Regions from separate parts of the Homo sapiens genome. Here region 1 is linked to region 2. A link is an interaction called in ENCODE POLR2A ChIA-PET data of the cell type or tissue named here. Cell type or tissue: OCI-LY7. All regions are shown on one strand. Each heading gives the region's core, and the rest is flanking DNA. Links, peaks and the distances in the headings are about the cores only. Region 1 overlaps LOC105379158 (a long non-coding RNA gene). Region 2 has its middle 180 kb from the start of ZNF608.

Region 1 (8,343 bases), core at 172-8,171, 64 kb after region 2:
TTTCCTTCTGGCTATCAGATTAAAGACTCATTGACTCACTGTTGTCTTTCAATTATCTTTCCTTCTACATTTCCTACCTGGCTCTTCTTGCCAAATCCTGCTGCGTTTTGCTCTGCATAGGTGCCAGAAATTGTCTATTTCTCCCCTTCAAAACTTGTCCAAACCTTTGCCCCTGTGTGGGCAGCTTCCTGCCGCAGCTCTTGCCAGTACCTGTTCTCATATCTCCTTGTTGGGGCTCAGAAAGCAACACCCCAAAACATGGTGCTTTGGCACTGCTGAGCACTTTGAACTGGAGATCAGAAGGCCTTAGAAGCTGCTTCAGAAGCAAAATCTCTGACCTTCTCCTGTTCTCTCGTCCTCTCCCTCTCCTTCTCCTCCAAAACAAGTTATAGAGTCTAGAATTTCTCTTCCCCAAGGCAGGTTATAGAAACTAGATCTCCTCTCCCCAAAAAGCAAGCCATAAAGAAGACCCTCATTCCAAAGGAGTCCTTCCCTGTAGCCAGGAGGAAGGAATGCCACACAGAGAGGCCAAGGTGAATTGGAACAGACAGGGATTGCTGGGTTTTCACCCCTACAGTCTATTACCACTAGATCATTCCCTTTGTCCAGTCACATTTCTACGTGGCTGTCTATTCTTCATTGAATCTAAGCATAAAAACAGACAATTTTCCCTCAGTCTTTGACTCCTCATATCTCAAAGTTTGAGATATGAAGACTCAATCTTTGTCATGTAAAACTTGATTATATCAAGTAACTTTGTTATGCCTTTTTTTTTTGAGTTGGAGTCTCGCTGTGTCGCCCAGGCTGGAGTGCTGTGGCGCGATCTCGGCTCACTGCAAGCCTCGCCTCCCAGGTTCACGCCATTCTCCTGCCTCACCTCCCGAGTAGCTGGGACTACAGGCACCCGCCACCACACCTGGCTAATTTTTTTGTATTTTTAGTAGAGACGGGGTTTCACTGTGTTAGCCAGTGTGGTCTCGATCTCCTGACCTCATGATCCGCCCGCCTTGGCCACCCAAAGTGCTGGGATTACAGGTGTGAGCCACTGTGCCCAGCCTGTTACGCCTTTTTCTGGTTAAGCTTCCCCCACTCCCCACCTTTTTTTTTGTTTCAGAGGGTATATGTGCAGATGTATTACATGGGTATATTGTGTGATGCTGAGATTTAGGGTACAGATGGTCTTGTCACCCAGGCAGTGAGCATAGTACCCAATAGGTGGTTTTTCAGCCCACGCCCCCTTCCCTTCTCCTTCTAGTAGTCCTCAGTGTCTATTGTTCCCTTCTTTGTGTCCATGTGTACTCAATGTTTAGCTCCTACTTGTGAGAACACACAGTATTTGTTTTTCTGTTCCTGTGTTAATTCATTAATTCACATAGGATAATGGCCTTCAGCTGTATCCATGTTGCAAACGACATGATTTTTTTCTTTCTTATGGCTGTGTAGTATTCCATGGTATATATGTACTGTCTTTTGTTATAGGAGTGTTGGCCATGACCCTTATGATGGATGAGGAAAGGGATCATACCTTTCTGTCCCACATCCTCTACTGAACATATCAAAGATTCTTGGCCAAAACCAATTTTCCCTGACACTCTGTCTCAACTGTTCTTTCCCATTATAATTGGTGTTGATATGGACAGGAGGCAGAGAAATACTAGGTAGAAAAGGGTGGGGCTTCTGGCAAGTGTTCTACCCCCAAGCCTGGACCCACGTCCCTAAATGAGAACTTCACATCCCTGTTTTTCTGCGCAAATATTACCTTATGTGCTGCCACCCTCACATCCTGTGTCCATAAAAACTCCAAGCTCCACTGGCAGAGGAGCCCAGTGGTGTGGCAGAAAAGGAGAGAAGAGAAGAGGCAGCTGGACATTGGAGACTACAGTCAGAGAGGAGTTTGGCTGTCTCCAGCTGAACTCCAGGGGAAGATTATCTTCCTACTCCATCCCCTTTCCAGCTCCCCATCCTACTGAGAGCCACTTCCACTGCTCAATAAAATCTCCACATTGATTATCCTTCAAGTCTGTGTGAACTGATTCTTCCTGGATGCTGGACAAGAACCCAGGTACCAAGAGGGCAGGGTGTAAAAGCCTGTCACCCTGATCCTCCACTGACCTGGTTTAACACTTAGCCATCTGTGGATGGCAAATGCTAAAAGATCATTGTAAGACATGCCCTCTGGGGCTCTAGAGGTCACTAGCAACCCCTAGACACTGCCATGGGCCAGTACCAGGTTCGTTCCTTGCTCCTGCACCTGCCAACCTGCAAGCTTCCCCTCCTGTAAGGAGTTTGAGTGCGGTGGCCGAGCAAAGGAGACACCCCTGTTGCAAGTCCCATGAGGGGGTCAAGGGAACTCTCCCGTCTCAATATTCCTCACTGATAATGAGAGCAAAGAACACCATAGAATGAGACTTCATGAATTGCCATCAAGTTTTGCACACAGTTACTTTCATCCCAGATTAAAGTCTCTCTTTTTAGCTTTTCCAACAGTTGTCATCTCAGACCACTCAACTGCTGCTCTCACTTCTCTCTTCTCCTTCCTCTGCAGAGCTGGCCATACTCTTTTTTTTTTTGTCACTCTTTTTTTGTTACATTTTTGCTTGCTTTCTTGTCATTTCCTTTAAAATTCATCAACAAAATTAGTTTATTAAACTTTGATATCCATCCCAGTACTCATATATAATTTGATAGTGACAATCCTTCCACTTATTGTGAGTTTAGAATAACTTTGTTCTATAATATTGATTAGGTTCAGGGCACACTAACCCAAAATATGGCACCTTGGCATATTGAATATTTTAAGCTGAAAGAATCTGAGAAATTCCCTATGCTGGAAGGACTTTCTGACTTTCCCTAAAGCAGGTCATGTGAGAGGTGCCCTCCTTATACCTGGAGGAAAGGAGCATCCATATCTCCAAAGACACAGGGATGCTGAGAGGAATCTGAATGGACAAGCCTTGTCGTTTCTCCTAGTTTATTATAATTAGCACATGCCCATTTTATGCTATCATATTTCCCCATGACCGTCTACTCTTCATCAAACCTAGCATAAAGCAACCCAGTTTTAAGCACTTCTTTGGGTCTTCATTTCCTATTGAAGGCTCCAGTGTCACGCAAAACATACACATTTCTATGATTCTTTCTTTCTGTCTTTTGTTCCAGGGGCCCCAGCCAATGAACCTAAAATGAGTAAAAGATAAAGATGTTTTTCTCCTCCCCAACAATATTTGATTAATGCTTTTTCAGGTTTCAGACTTTTAGTTAACATTCTGTATTGTGAGATTACTTTTAAAAAATGAGATTCAATCTAATTTCTTAAATAAACTTGTGTATACCTCTTTGGTTGTTCATTTTGGTTTTTTATTCCATTTAGGAACAGTAATGTCATAGACTTTTGACATTCACTGGATGCCCATTCAATGGGCCTTCATAAATCTCAATAATTTTTTTTCATTTTAAAAAATCATGATAAAACACATACGACGTAAACTTTACCATTGTAACCATTTTTAAGTATACAATTCAGTGGCATTAAGAACATTCACAATGTTGTATGATGTGGTTCAGAACACACTGCCCCAAAATATGGCACTTTGGCATATTGAGTATTTTAAACTGAAGGAATTTGAGAAATAGGTGCTAGAAGGACTCTCTGACCTCCTGTTTTTCCCTTGAAGCAGATCCCAAGACCCTCATGTAAGAGGTGCCCTTGCTATACTCAGAGGAAAAGAGCATCCCTACCTCTGAAGAGGGAGGGATGCCGAGAGGAATCTGAATGAACAGGGCTTGTTGTTTTCCCCAGATTACTACCCTTAGCTCATAGCCTTTGTCCTATTACATTTTTCCATGACTTTTTACTCTTCCTCAAATCTAGTAGAAAAATGCACAGGCTTAACTGTTGCTTTGTCTTCATTTCCTTATAAAGTTTCCTTGGCCACATAAAACTTACATTAAATAAATTTTTACATATTTTTTCTTGTTAATCTGTCTTTCGTTAGTCTAATTTACAGGGTCCCAGTCAGATAACCTAAAAGGATAGAGACAAAGGATATTTTTTTTCTCTCCTACATGTGCAAGTATCACTGTTATTTCCAGAGCTTTTTTAAAATCTCAAATCATAACACTACCCATTAAACAATACCTCCCCATTCTTTCCTCCCAGCCTCTGGTAATCACGATTCCACTTCTTGTCTCTGTGAACTTGACTATTCTAGATATATAAGTGGAATCATACAATGTTGATTCTGTTGTGGCTGGCTTATTTACTTAGCGTAACAATAATGTTTTCAGGCTTCATCCCGTTTGCAGCATGTATCAGAATTTCCTTCCTTTTTTAAGGCTGAATAATATTCCATTACATGTATATACTGCATTTTGTTTATCCATTCATCTGTTGGTGGACATTTGGTTTGCTCCTATCATTTGGCTATTATAATAGTGCTGCTATGAACATGGGTGTACAAGTATCAGTTTGGGTTCTTGCTTTCAGTTCTTTTGGATATTGAATCTCAAGATTTGATAAGAAGTGCAGCATATGATTTTTCCAATAAAACTTACATTTTCCTTTTTCGACCCTTTCGTGTCTTCTTTCCAGTCATAACCCTTGTAGTTCATTTCCTCTGTGTGGCTATTTTCTGCCAAGAAATGCAGCTTTATATCCATTTGCGGGCAAAGGTAAGTCAAAACCAGCAAGGTGATAATTATTGTTCCCTTCCCACCACTGTGTACCTGTGCAACTAGTCTGCAAAGAGGAACATTGCCAAATTCTAGATCTGTGATCAATTACGCAATTTAAACCAAACTGTATCCTGCGGGGCATAAATTTCATACCTCAGACTCATACTCAAAGTATTTTTCTGCTTCTTACATTGCTAGGGAAGGGAGGGAAAGTAACACAGGAAGCCAGATGTGAGAGGACTAGATTGACACCTGGGTAATTAGAAGGCTTTGTTCCCTAAACCCCAGTTAAATAGTGTTGAACTATCACTCAGTACTAGCAGAAACAGTTTCCTTTTGCTTTTTTCTAAAACCAACTACTAAATAATATTAGGGTATCTTTGAAGCAATAATGTGTAATCACTTACAGTTCTTTTGAAGGGAATGTATTTAAGATTAAAAAAAAAAAAAAAAGCCCAAAGGCAGAGAGCTTTAAATAGTACCCATTTGGTAATAAATACCATTACTTCCCCTCTCCAACCTGCCCTACTCCCTCCCCCATAACGCTTAACACAAAGCTTCAGATTTAGTTTTGGAGAGAGTGAGTCTACATTCACTTGAAGAAAACTCTTGTTTTTCATTTGTTCTGTTGACTTCACTATATTTTAAAATATAAGTGTGTTGTGGAGAACATACTGAATTCTGAATTACTAAGTTGCATATCCATTTGTTGTAGAAGAGGATTTCAGTCCAACAGTAAAAGATTTTAGCTTGTCTCTATAGCAGGGGTTCTTGATCCCTAAGACAGGTAAAGATGAGATGAGAGGGAGAGAAGAGACACACACAGAGAGGCTTGTGATTCCTTGAGGGGCACTACTACTCACATCTCCTTTTGTTTTTCTTGCAGACATAGAGAAGGGATGGTGATGGTGATGGAGGGTCTCCAGGGGATTCACACGAGTTGTGGTGGCATCTCACTAGGCATTGACAAGGGAAAAAAATCCCACCCACATGCTTGGCACGCCTGGGCGAAGCCAGCAAGGACAGTCTCTAAAGTACCCTCAGATGGAAGTGTCCATGGAGCAGTTGTGATATGGTTTGGTTGTGTCCCTACCCAAATCTCATCTTGAATTGTAGTTCCCATAATCCCTATGTGTCATGGGAGGGACCTGGTGGGAGGTGATTGGATCATGGGGGTGGTTACCCCCATGCTGTTCTTATGATACTGAGTGAATTCTCACGAGATCTGATGGTCTTATGAGGGGCTTTCCCCCTTTGCTCGGAACTTCTGTCTCACCTGCCGCTATGTGAAGAAGGATGTGCCTACTTTCCCTTGCACTATGATTGTCAGTTTCCTGAGGCCTCTCCAGCTATGTGAAACTGTGAGTCAATTAAACCTCTTTCCCTTATAAATTACCCAGTCTCAGGCTGCTCTTTATAGCAGCATGAGAATGGACTAATACAAGTTGTCATCTAGACTAGTCTGCTCAAAGCTTGTCTTCAGTCAACTAGGTATAGTCCTGATTCCAAGTAGAAATAGCCAGGAGGTGGCCTAAGGGGCAAGGCATAGGGGCTATCTCTTCGGGCAGGTGGGAGTTCTGCCTCTTTCTAGTACCTCATGGGGCAGCTCTCCCAGCTCCTCTGTACCCTGAGGCCCCCAAATTGGCAGGTTGTTTTTTCTTAGTTCTCAACATCACATTTCTTTATTTCATTTCCCAAGATATACCTCAAATATAGACATTTTAAAAAGTGAATGCCCTCTCTGTGCATCTTAAGGGATTTTTCAGAGGTGTGCTCATACCCTTACTTCACACACACACACACACACACACACACACACACACAGTTCTATCAATCTATCTATCTACCTACCTGCCTATTGATCTACCTACCATCTATCGCCTCTCTATTGTCTACTTTTATCTAGGGAGAGCCCTGGCAGTGGTCAGTTAGTCAAAAATATTGCCAAGGTAGGAAAACGTGAAAAATGATATATATATACATTACACATCCATCCATCAATCTTTTTATGAAGGGATAAGGGCTATTCAACCTATTGAGAAATACAGCATAGTTTTTCTTGCACATACTTACAAATTAATGGTCTATAGTTTGCAGTTTTTGTTTCTTTCAAGTGAGGTGAGAGTGTATAGACAATGTGCAAGTAGAATCTTTCCAGATAAGTGATTCTCAAATGTTGGCATCTGGATTTCTTAGCTTCATCCCCAGAGTTTTAGGTTCAATAGATCTGGAGTGGGGCCTGAGAATTTGCATTTCTCACAAGTTTTCAGATGATGCTGATGCTGCTGGCCCAGGGATCACTCTGAAAACCACCATGGATTTTCATTATACTTTACAGAAAGCAAATATGTAACGTTTTATAGGGAGAAGAAAGAACATTGATTAATAGGAAAGTTGGTTAAGAGAAAGTAGGTTGAGAATGAATATAATTCTATCCCTATTTTATACACTTGATATACAGCAATCCTTGTTCACATACATTTTTTCCAGAACACTCTTAAATCTCACATAGGATATTGATAATGTGTTATAAATAGTTGAGTTTGCAGGGGGTAAAAGGAGATTCTTCCCGGAAATAAGAATGTTCTTTAAAACTTTTTCTCTCCACAATGATGGAAGTTAACTTCTCAGTGCTTCTTTACTTACCTGTAAATTGGCATGAACACAATTACATCATAGAGCTCTCCAGAAGACAAAAGGGGATAATATATAGTAGTTTTTCTCAGATGTTTTCACCATGATCTTTCGTGATAGGCGAGGGATTGGGAGAAACCCAAAGAACATATTAGAGAACAATTTCATTGAGGTCTTCTCTTTTGTATATTAAAAATGAATCTACAGGAGCCAAAAAAAGGAGAATACATATTTTGCCTTTTTTATCCATCAAAGATCCATTTGTTTTCATATAAAAATATTTCACACAACTTGACACTTAACCATGTTTATGTTTTGATTTCTGCTATGAAGAACAAGTACCTTAGTTTGAGAAACTTAGGGAAATGCTTTATAAACAGTAATGCATTACATAAAGTTTTTCTATTATTAGATTTTGTTTTATTTTGGCAAACGTGAGACACCCATAAGCAGATATACAGGCTTTGACATCTCATTAACAGATTCCTTATGCTGATGTTTGGATTTTAAATGATCAGACATATGATAAAGTCTTTTTCCCCCCAGATGTTGTCTACAGTGTTACAAATTTGCTTCTAAATTGTATTTCAGAGATACAACAAAGTCAAAGCCATTTTAAAAAGTGCAGTTGGCCCATGGATTTATTTATCTCTTAATAAAGTAATAGATGGTGGGGGCACGGGACTGTGAATTTGTAAAACAGGTAGCTAATGATTTCTGTGTTACATCATTGTTTAATCACTAGCATATTCAAAAATTTTAACTGTATATCTTATATTTACACATATGTACTGTTTTAATGCCATTTCTAACTAAAGCAAGCTGAAAAAATATATTCCCATTTATGGATGATCCATTTAACCATTATTTCTTGAACACTTACAGTATTAACATTTAGCTAGTTTCCATAAGGGATGCAGAGATATCTAAGACCCAATCCTCCATTTCTGCCCAGGCATGGTGGTTCACGCCTGTAATCCCAGCATTTTGGGAGGCCAAAGAGGGAGGATTGCTTGAGCCTAGGAGTTCCAGACC
Region 2 (8,343 bases), core at 30-8,029:
GGTTTCACCATGTTGGCCAGGCTGGTCTCAGACCCCTGACGTCAAGTGATTCACCTGCCTCCCACTCCCGAAGTGGTGGGATTACAGGCGTGAACCACTGTGCCTGGCCTAGACTTTTAATCTTAGATTTGCTCTAGTTTTCAATAGAAAAAAATTAATGAAAATCTATAAAAACAACTGTGCTGCAATGTATATTGTCTTTAAATACTGTTATTGTGCAGGGAGTAAATAGCGTAAGGAATTACTGAAGTAGGGACTACTTTGAATCCTGCTTCTTTTTGCTTGTTATTGACTAAGAGTCTGCTGTAGGACAAAACACTGTATTTGCATATGTGCTTAGATAACATTATGACTTGAGACTGATTTGTTCAATTGATACTGTTGTCCTGGAAGCACAGCCATTGCAAAAGGGCACCATGCTATCTCTTAGTAATGCATTTAATATCTCACAAATTATTTTCCTTTCTTCTAAATTTTACTTGCAGAAAGAATTTGGGCTTAGTGAAATGCGTCCTACTCATCAGTTTTGGAACACATGGAGAAAAACAAGAAGTGCTTTTTCTCTTAAGCCAAATCTAATACTATTCCTTATAATGGTGCAGCCTTGGCCGGAACCTGCCAAGGAAGAAAACATCAGTAATTCCTTTATCTGTAAAGTAAAGAGCATATAAGGGACCTGATATTCATTTTGACAACCCAGAAACTTTTTTTCAAAAAATTCTTATTTTATCAAAGGAGAAGTACCCAAAAACCAGAGTTCAAATTTGAAATGAGTGAGTGGTAAATACCATTTCTGCTAATTTTATGAAAGGAAGTATATTCCTCTTATGAGAGCATGTGGCTGGAATCTGAAGAAGCATGAATTTGAATCTGCTGTATAAAATCAAGAAGGCCCAACTTACCTAGCCTCTGTATGCTTTAGAGCCTCATAGGGCACAACAGAGAAGTGTTTATTTCACGAGAGGTTACATAATAGCCACACTTCTCATTCTGGTAGAAAAACAGTTACTGGCATCTACTATGTTGTAGGTCTACTGGAGGAAGGGAAAAGACAGAAAACCTACTGTCTGAGATTTTATAATCTAGCAGTGGGGAAGACAGCACTTTTGCTGTGGAAATAATTCATAATCAAAAAGTTTTATGTCCATAGAATACATTATTCATTTGAGTCCTTAAGAAATTGAGAGCTGGTTGTGTTATTATAAAGACCCTCCATGCTAATGTGGTAAAATGATTTTAAAGATCTAATTTGCAAACAGAAGAGCAAGAATTGCTGAATAATAATGACACTTATCATTGATGAAAAACCCACTCTGAGTTTCTTACTTTACAGATATCTTTTCTAAACTTCCTATGGACCCTGCACAAACGGAATTATTATTTTCATTTTGCAGAGGGAGCAACTGAGGCTGTATAAAGTTAGTGACTGAGTCAGGAATCAGACCTATGTCTCCCAGACCCCAAGCACAAGTCCTTTGAACCTCTGAGCTATAAGGCTTTGTAATCCTGATGAAGGGAAATGGAGATGGGGAGGGGGTGAAGAAAATCTTTAAATTCTTTTTTTTTTTTTTTCCTCTGCAACACTTTAAAAAGAGACAGGACAAAAGAAGAATGCATGTTCTATATGCACATTTCTTTGCAGCCCTCTGATGAAGTACCTCAAAAGCTAAGCTCCCATCAATCCTGGAGAGATAGAATCAGCAGAGCATAGTGGCAGAATGAATGGTTTAAAAGGAACAGCAGCGACCAAAGAACTTTTTATGCAGAGAAACCCCAAATCTGGGGCAAAGCCCTCCTGTTCATTTTATCTCACACAAGGTAGGTAGTGCTGCCTGTCAAGGTAATGCATTACTACACTATTTGGAAAAACTACAGTTCTAATTAGATGAGCAAATAAATGTTCATTTCAATTTATTAATATAGCTGTAGGCCTTGTTACAATTTATCTCCCGGTTTTGAGACCAATCCATCTCGAGCTGGGAATCATTGTGGTGAAGTAACGGGTTTTAATAATGGATACAGGCAGTGAATTATTCAGGCAGAAGGGAGCAAGCCTTGATGCCTTCACTCACTTCTTTAATTAACTGTGAGATGCTGACGAGTCTGGGCTGTCTCGAGGCTTTCTAAGTTTGTCTGCATCAGAACTGTGAATTTTTCTTGGGCCATAGATATGTTGTGCTTTCAGGTCTATGCATAGCCAAGAAGTGACACCAGCTATCATATTCTCATTTTGTCTTCTTATATTCTCAATTCTGTGTCTGCTTAAATATTATTTTCCTGCAACTTCTTGAGCAACGAACATTTTTCTTGACAAAATGAACATCTTTGCTCTACTGCACTTCTGGATAAGACTTCAACACATGAAAATCCAAGATATTTCAATTCTCATATAAGTTTGGGAACTAATCAATAAACCACAAAATCCAGTTCTAGTCACTTCAGTCCATTTAGCTTGTTTTAAAGCCATTTATTTTCATGGCTTAGAAATAAATAAGCTGCTAGAAAAGAATTTTTCCTCTCCATTTGACATAGCATCAAACAAATAAACAAAACTAAAACTCTTACTAAAGGCAGGTTCCATTATTTGTGGAGCTTTGCAGTCTGCCCAAGTGGTTTCTGTAAACAAAACCTTTTAGGGCTTGTCACTAAACAAATGGCAGAATATGGCTGTGTACGTTGAATTTTCTTCTTTGCCTAACACAGATCTTCTAAGTAGAAAGTGCATCTAGCTCACAGTCTTTGCTCCAGTGTTAATCAATGGTTTTTGCTGTGAACACATTAATAACATGCTTAGATAATTGATTCCCCTTAATCTGGACGTTCTACTTTGCTATTACCTGTGACCATGAAAGTTAAAAGAAAAGTGCACATAAGCTGTTTGACAGCAATTTATTTATGCTGTGACAAGATAGTTCCTCTTTCAATTTTGTCACATCAGAGAGAAAGTAAGAATCTGGGGGAGGTCTGAGCTCACCACTTCTTGGTAGAAATTGAATCACTTTTTTCTATAAATCAAAAGTCATGTTAAAAGCTCTGTGAAGTAAACAATGATGTATATGAATTAGCAGCACAACCATAGTCAATACAAATCAAAGTGGCTTTATGAAGGTATTGATGTTTTCAGCTCTTCCTAAGGTTGAATACATTTAAGCGTTTATTCCCCAGGGCATTGTTGATCCAGATGAATGTATTCACTTTGAAACGAGACCATAGTCGCCGCTAGAGACAAAACTACATACACTGACCCAGATACGGTTCTTCCCCAGACCAAGTGACCCCAGCTGCAGCCGGAGTGCTCACAGTAAACTGAAATTACATGAATGACACCCAGGGAAAGACGCTTGTATTATAAAGAGGCTACATTTCTATTTGGTTTACTGATGTATTAATTTTTCAAAGTTTGGAATCTCTTCAAATACAAGGTAAATGCATTTTCTAAGAATTTGGCCCAGTGGCACTCGTCTGGATGTGATAACCTGTTTTTCCTGTATCATGATTTAACTTAAACTACTCTTGTAAGTGACTGATTCTGTATCTTCAAGTTACATTCATACATCCTGTGACTGGATATTGACGAATTCAGTAGGTGCCACAGGCATATCTTGCTTGTCTGAAAGGAAAGTTAATTTTATACTAAGATGCCACCATTAAAATAGATAATGAAAGCATTGTTAGGATTTACCAGATTAGCTAAAGCAACAAAACATCAGATTGTAACTAGATGACCTCGGGGAAAAACACAGGATGTATATTTCCACAAAACATCCCGCATCATTTGACATATTCAAAGTAAAGGTAAGCCATGTATTTTGGCCTTTATGTTGTTCACAGAAGAGTTCTTTGCACACTGGATATACATTGGAATTCATCTTCCTTTTCTTCTTAGTATGTTAGAATATCTATGTCTTCAAAAGGGTCAGCCTCAAATGAGTGAGCCAAAGGCACTTACATGCAGACCAGTACTTATTAGAAAGAACTGAGAAATGAAACATAAACTGATAAGTGAGTGCAAGTCATTCATCTTTTTAAAGCCCATAAAAAGAGAATTGTAAATTAAAATGTCTACAATAGGTTCAACACCTCTCTCTCAGCCCCTCCCTTTCCTTTGTCATGCTACAGCATTCAAGTGTGGGAATGTTTCTCTGAAACGTGTAAATCACACATTTAGTCATGCCATACCCAGGAGCACCGTACCGGGAGGAACGGGGAGGAAGGCCAAGGAAATTAAATATGAGTCCAGCAGTTTGTTAATGAAACATTTACACAAGCAGTTTATATGGTTGTAATAAAAAAGGGGGGCCTCTTTCATCGCACCTTTTCATTACTTAGCACAGTCTTTAAGAGGATTAATGTGGAAGGGGGGAAAAGAATGTGCTTATCAGTTGAGTCTCAGGATTGGTAATGCTGAGTTCTTAATAGATTGCCTCTGGATTTAGGATTACTGTGGTGCAAATTCTTCCAGGCTTTCAATAGAATAGAAAGCAGTTTGTTTTCCCCCCTTCAACGAGAAGGGCTATTGACTTGGTGATGAAATGACCTAGGACTCAGAGTTTATTCAAACCACTGCCTCCTGTTTCTGTCACTTCAGGGAGATTTATTTATTTGTTTGGGCTACTGGTAGCCAATGCATCAAAATATGCACTAATTCCACCACTACTGTGATTAAGAAGCAGCTAACAATGCAAGTTTAACAGCAACCAGCTGACTTTTATGATGCTTGTATTAAGGATCTAGTTTTCAAAAGGAAACAGCAGAGAAGACAAATCTATTTTTTGGACACTGTCAATTCCCTGCACCTCATTTTCTGACAGGTTTCCTAACAGCTCAGATAAACTACATATTTTGGAGGACAACTGAAGTGAATAAGTGGCCCTTTTAGTTTTCTGGGGAGTTAGAGGCAGCTTTTGTTGGCAATCTTGTGAAAGAGTACAGTACTGATGGATCATGCTGCTTGAGGTCCCGTGACTTCACACTATTTTTAGCACAAGGAAGATGTTAGTTGTAACAGTGTACAATGGGCTAATCAGCCATAATAGAACTCACACTGTTTTTCACTTCACATTGCACTTATTATGTGCCTTGAATGTAAACAGCTCTTTGCTTCTGACAAAGATGGCAGTTTGCCATGGTGGGATTCAGCCTTCTCTAAAGCTCAGCAAACATTGAATAGAGCAAGCCAGAAGACTGAAAAAGCAATTGTTTGAATTTATGTCACTTGCAACCTTAGACAAAATTATTTTTGTTACTTCCATCCTTTCCTTCCTACCTCCCTCAAATTAGCAAGCATTCACATATGTCAGTTATCAGCATATGAAAAATTATTTCCATTATTTCTCCACCCACATTTAGAGAATCAATAAATCATGTTTTATATAAAGTCTTGAATAATGACATCCCTGTGCATTTTATACCCATTGTGAAATATTTGGAACTTAACATAATAATATGAAGCTTGATCATATAAATAGATTGAAGTTGCTTTAAAGCATGATAAAAGATACTCTTTAAAATTACACCCAACACCCAAAAGAAGTTTATTGTTTTGCACCATCTGTATGTACCATTAGCAGATTCAATAGTTTGCTCTCAAAACAGATTTAGAGCAATTTACTATAAAGCAAATTGTTGTTGGCTAGGCTTCCTGCATTGTTATCCTATGATTTTTCCAGGCACAGGGGCATATTCAAAAGTTTTTTGAAATTTTATCACAGTAATACATGCACATGATAAAAACCATCAAGTAGTATAAGAAAGTACTTTATAAAGAAAAGTACCCTCCTCCACACTCAGGCCTATTACTAGCAGCAAAGACCTTTTTATTTTTTAGTTCTTCTTCTGGAGATTACTTCCTAACCCTAAATAAAAGGCTTATAATAGTATTTCTAAAGAATTTTTTTAAATTATTATTATTTTTTTTAGAGTTGGGGTCTTGCTCACTGCAGCCTCGAACTCCAGGGCTCAAGTGATTCTCCTGTCTCAGCCCCTCAGCCTCCTGAGTAGCTATGACTATAGGCATGTGCCACTGTGCCCAGCTAATTTTTATTTTTACTTTTGTAGAGTCAGGATCTTGCATTGTTGCCTAGGCTGGCCTTAAACCCCTAGCTTCAAACAATACTCTCACCTTGACCTCGCGAAGTGCTGATATTACAGGTGTGAGCCACTGCACCTGGCCTTATAATAGTATTTATTGATTGATTCATTCATTGATTCAGCAGATATTCACTGAGTGACTACTGTTTGCCACATACTGTTCTAAAACTGAGATACAACAGTGAACGAAACAGACAAAAGTCCCTGCCCCCTTGAAGCTGAACATTCCACTGGAGTGGAAATGAGGAGAGGCAGATAATAAATATCAATGAATAATTTATATCACATATCAAAAAGTGAAAAGGGGTATAGAATAAAAGAAATGAGAAAGGTGGGCAAGAGGGGTACTGAAGGTGGAAGGTGGTGTGAAGTTCGAAACACAGAGGTTAGGGATGGCCTAACTAAGAGTGTGATATTTCAGCAAAGACATGAAAGAAGTAATAGAGTAACCCATGAAAACATCTCAAAGGAGAGAGGCCAGAGTGGAAGGAACAGCCAGTGCAAAGGCCCTGAGGCAGGAGCATGGCTGGTTGGCTTAAGGAACAGTGAGGAGGTCAACTTGGCTGATGTGGAATGAGCAAAGGAAAGTGCAGTAGGAGATGGGGCTTGTGAAATGATGGGAGGAGGAGGTCCATGGGAGTGTAGGAAGGATTTGAACAGAGAATTAATTCAGTCCTGTTTAAGTTTTTACTTTCTTGAGGAAAGGATGTGTGAATGGAAGAAGGAAGTTATTTTGGAGTCTCTGCGGTGATCCAAGTGAGACAAGGAAACTCCCAACAGGTTGATGCCTCAGAGGAGTTAAGAAGTAGTCAGATTCTGGGTATACAGTGAGGCTTACTTGCTTTTCTGATAGATTGCATTTATAGAATATGAGAGAAAGAAGATTTGGCTTCAGCTACTGTAAGAATGGAGTGGCCCTTAATGGAGATAAGATAGACTGCTGGTTGAATGGGATTTGGAAGGAAGATTTAGTTATGGATATGTTGAGTTTGAGATGCCTTTAGACATCAAAGTGGTGATAACAGATAGATAAGTGGATATGAGAGGCTGGAGTTCTGGGGAGAGGTACAGACCTCGTATTTACATTTTTGGTCGTTAGCATATACATGGTATTTAAGGTCACATGCCTAGGTAAGCCCACTAGGGAATGAAGCTAAAAGAAGTCCAAGGACTTATCCTTGGGACATTCTCACATTAAAAGATTGGATAAGAAACTTGCAAAAGGAACTGAAAAGAAGTGAGGTCAGAAGCTACTGGAAGAAAGAGAGTTACAAAAGTAGGCTAACAAATGCATGTCAAGTTTACATGACCCACAGTGATATTCTCAGGTTAGAGAAAGAGTTATGAAGACAATGGTGATCCTGCAGCAAAGTAGAAGAGAGCACTTAAATTATAGAATGATGAAACATTAGAAGCATTTCCTTTAGAATTTAGAGTAATTTAGAAGTGTCTAGAATAAAGGAAAATATGTATTAAATAGCAGTGCTATATACTAGTAATAATCACTTTTTTAGTAGTATGAAACTTGGTGTCAACAGAAACTTTATATACCAATGAATAGCTTTAACAAAAAACGTGATAGACATGTATGAATACTTACAGTATATTCTGAGAGGTGTAAAAATGTAAAAGATTTCATGCAGATACATAATTGTTGATGTACAGGTGGACTGAGTATTGCAAAAGTGTTAATTTTTTTCTTGAATATATGAGTTTATCGTAGTTCAAAACAGAGTTCTGATGGGCAAATTTTTGGTACAGTAATGATCATAGCAGCACTATTTTTAATAGCCAACAACTAGAAACAATCAAATGTCCATAAATGAGTAAATAAACTGTATATTCATTCAATGAAATAATATACAGCAAGAGGATGATTGAACTACAACTACAGCATCAACATAGGTGAATCTCGCAAACATAATAATGAACAAAGAAGGCAGACACTAAAGAGTATATACTTTGTGATTCCACTCGTATAAAGTTCCAAAACAGATCCAAATGATCTATGATGCCTGGAAGGGATGCAAGGGAGACTTTTGTTCTGGTAATGCTTCTTTTCTTTTTTCTTTTGAGAGGGAATCTGGCTCTGTTGCCCAGGCTGGAGTGCGGTAGTGCAATCTCGGCTCACTGCAACCTCTGCCTCCCGGGCTCAAGTGGTTCTCCTGCCTCAGCCTCCCAAGTAGCTAGGATTACAGGTGCCCATCACCACACCCAGCAAATTTTTGTATTTTTAGTAGAGATGGGGTTTCA

Evidence for each region. ChIA-PET counts read pairs that join two places held together with the same protein. Peaks named below come from ENCODE experiments on the same cell type or tissue, not always from the same donor. Only the 100,000 strongest peaks of a DNase experiment are listed, where the experiment ranks them.
Region 1: POLR2A ChIA-PET joins it to region 2 with 11 read pairs; 5 of 35 experiments call an interaction of 5 or more read pairs at or near these places.

The regions. Positions count from the first base shown.
Region 1 is chr5:124,982,028-124,990,370 of GRCh38, forward strand. LOC105379158 (a long non-coding RNA gene) reads right to left here. Exons shown (of 7, transcript XR_001742529.2): 5 at 7,321-7,509; 6 at 6,748-6,976; 7 at 5,543-5,630. Among named protein-coding and RNA genes, the nearest start is that of ZNF608, 240 kb to the left of the region's middle. In OCI-LY7, for the core only: no CTCF peak of the experiment used is centred there; a DNase peak (open chromatin) is centred at 1,954; H3K27ac peaks cover 1,178 bases.
Region 2 is chr5:124,918,305-124,926,647 of GRCh38, forward strand. No RefSeq gene overlaps it. Among named protein-coding and RNA genes, the nearest start is that of ZNF608, 180 kb to the left of the region's middle. RefSeq lists enhancers at 3,112-3,201, 4,877-4,986. In OCI-LY7, for the core only: CTCF peaks have their summits at 3,204 and 3,406; DNase peaks (open chromatin) are centred at 2,107, 3,177 and 4,977; H3K4me3 peaks cover 3,062 bases; H3K27ac peaks cover 4,830 bases.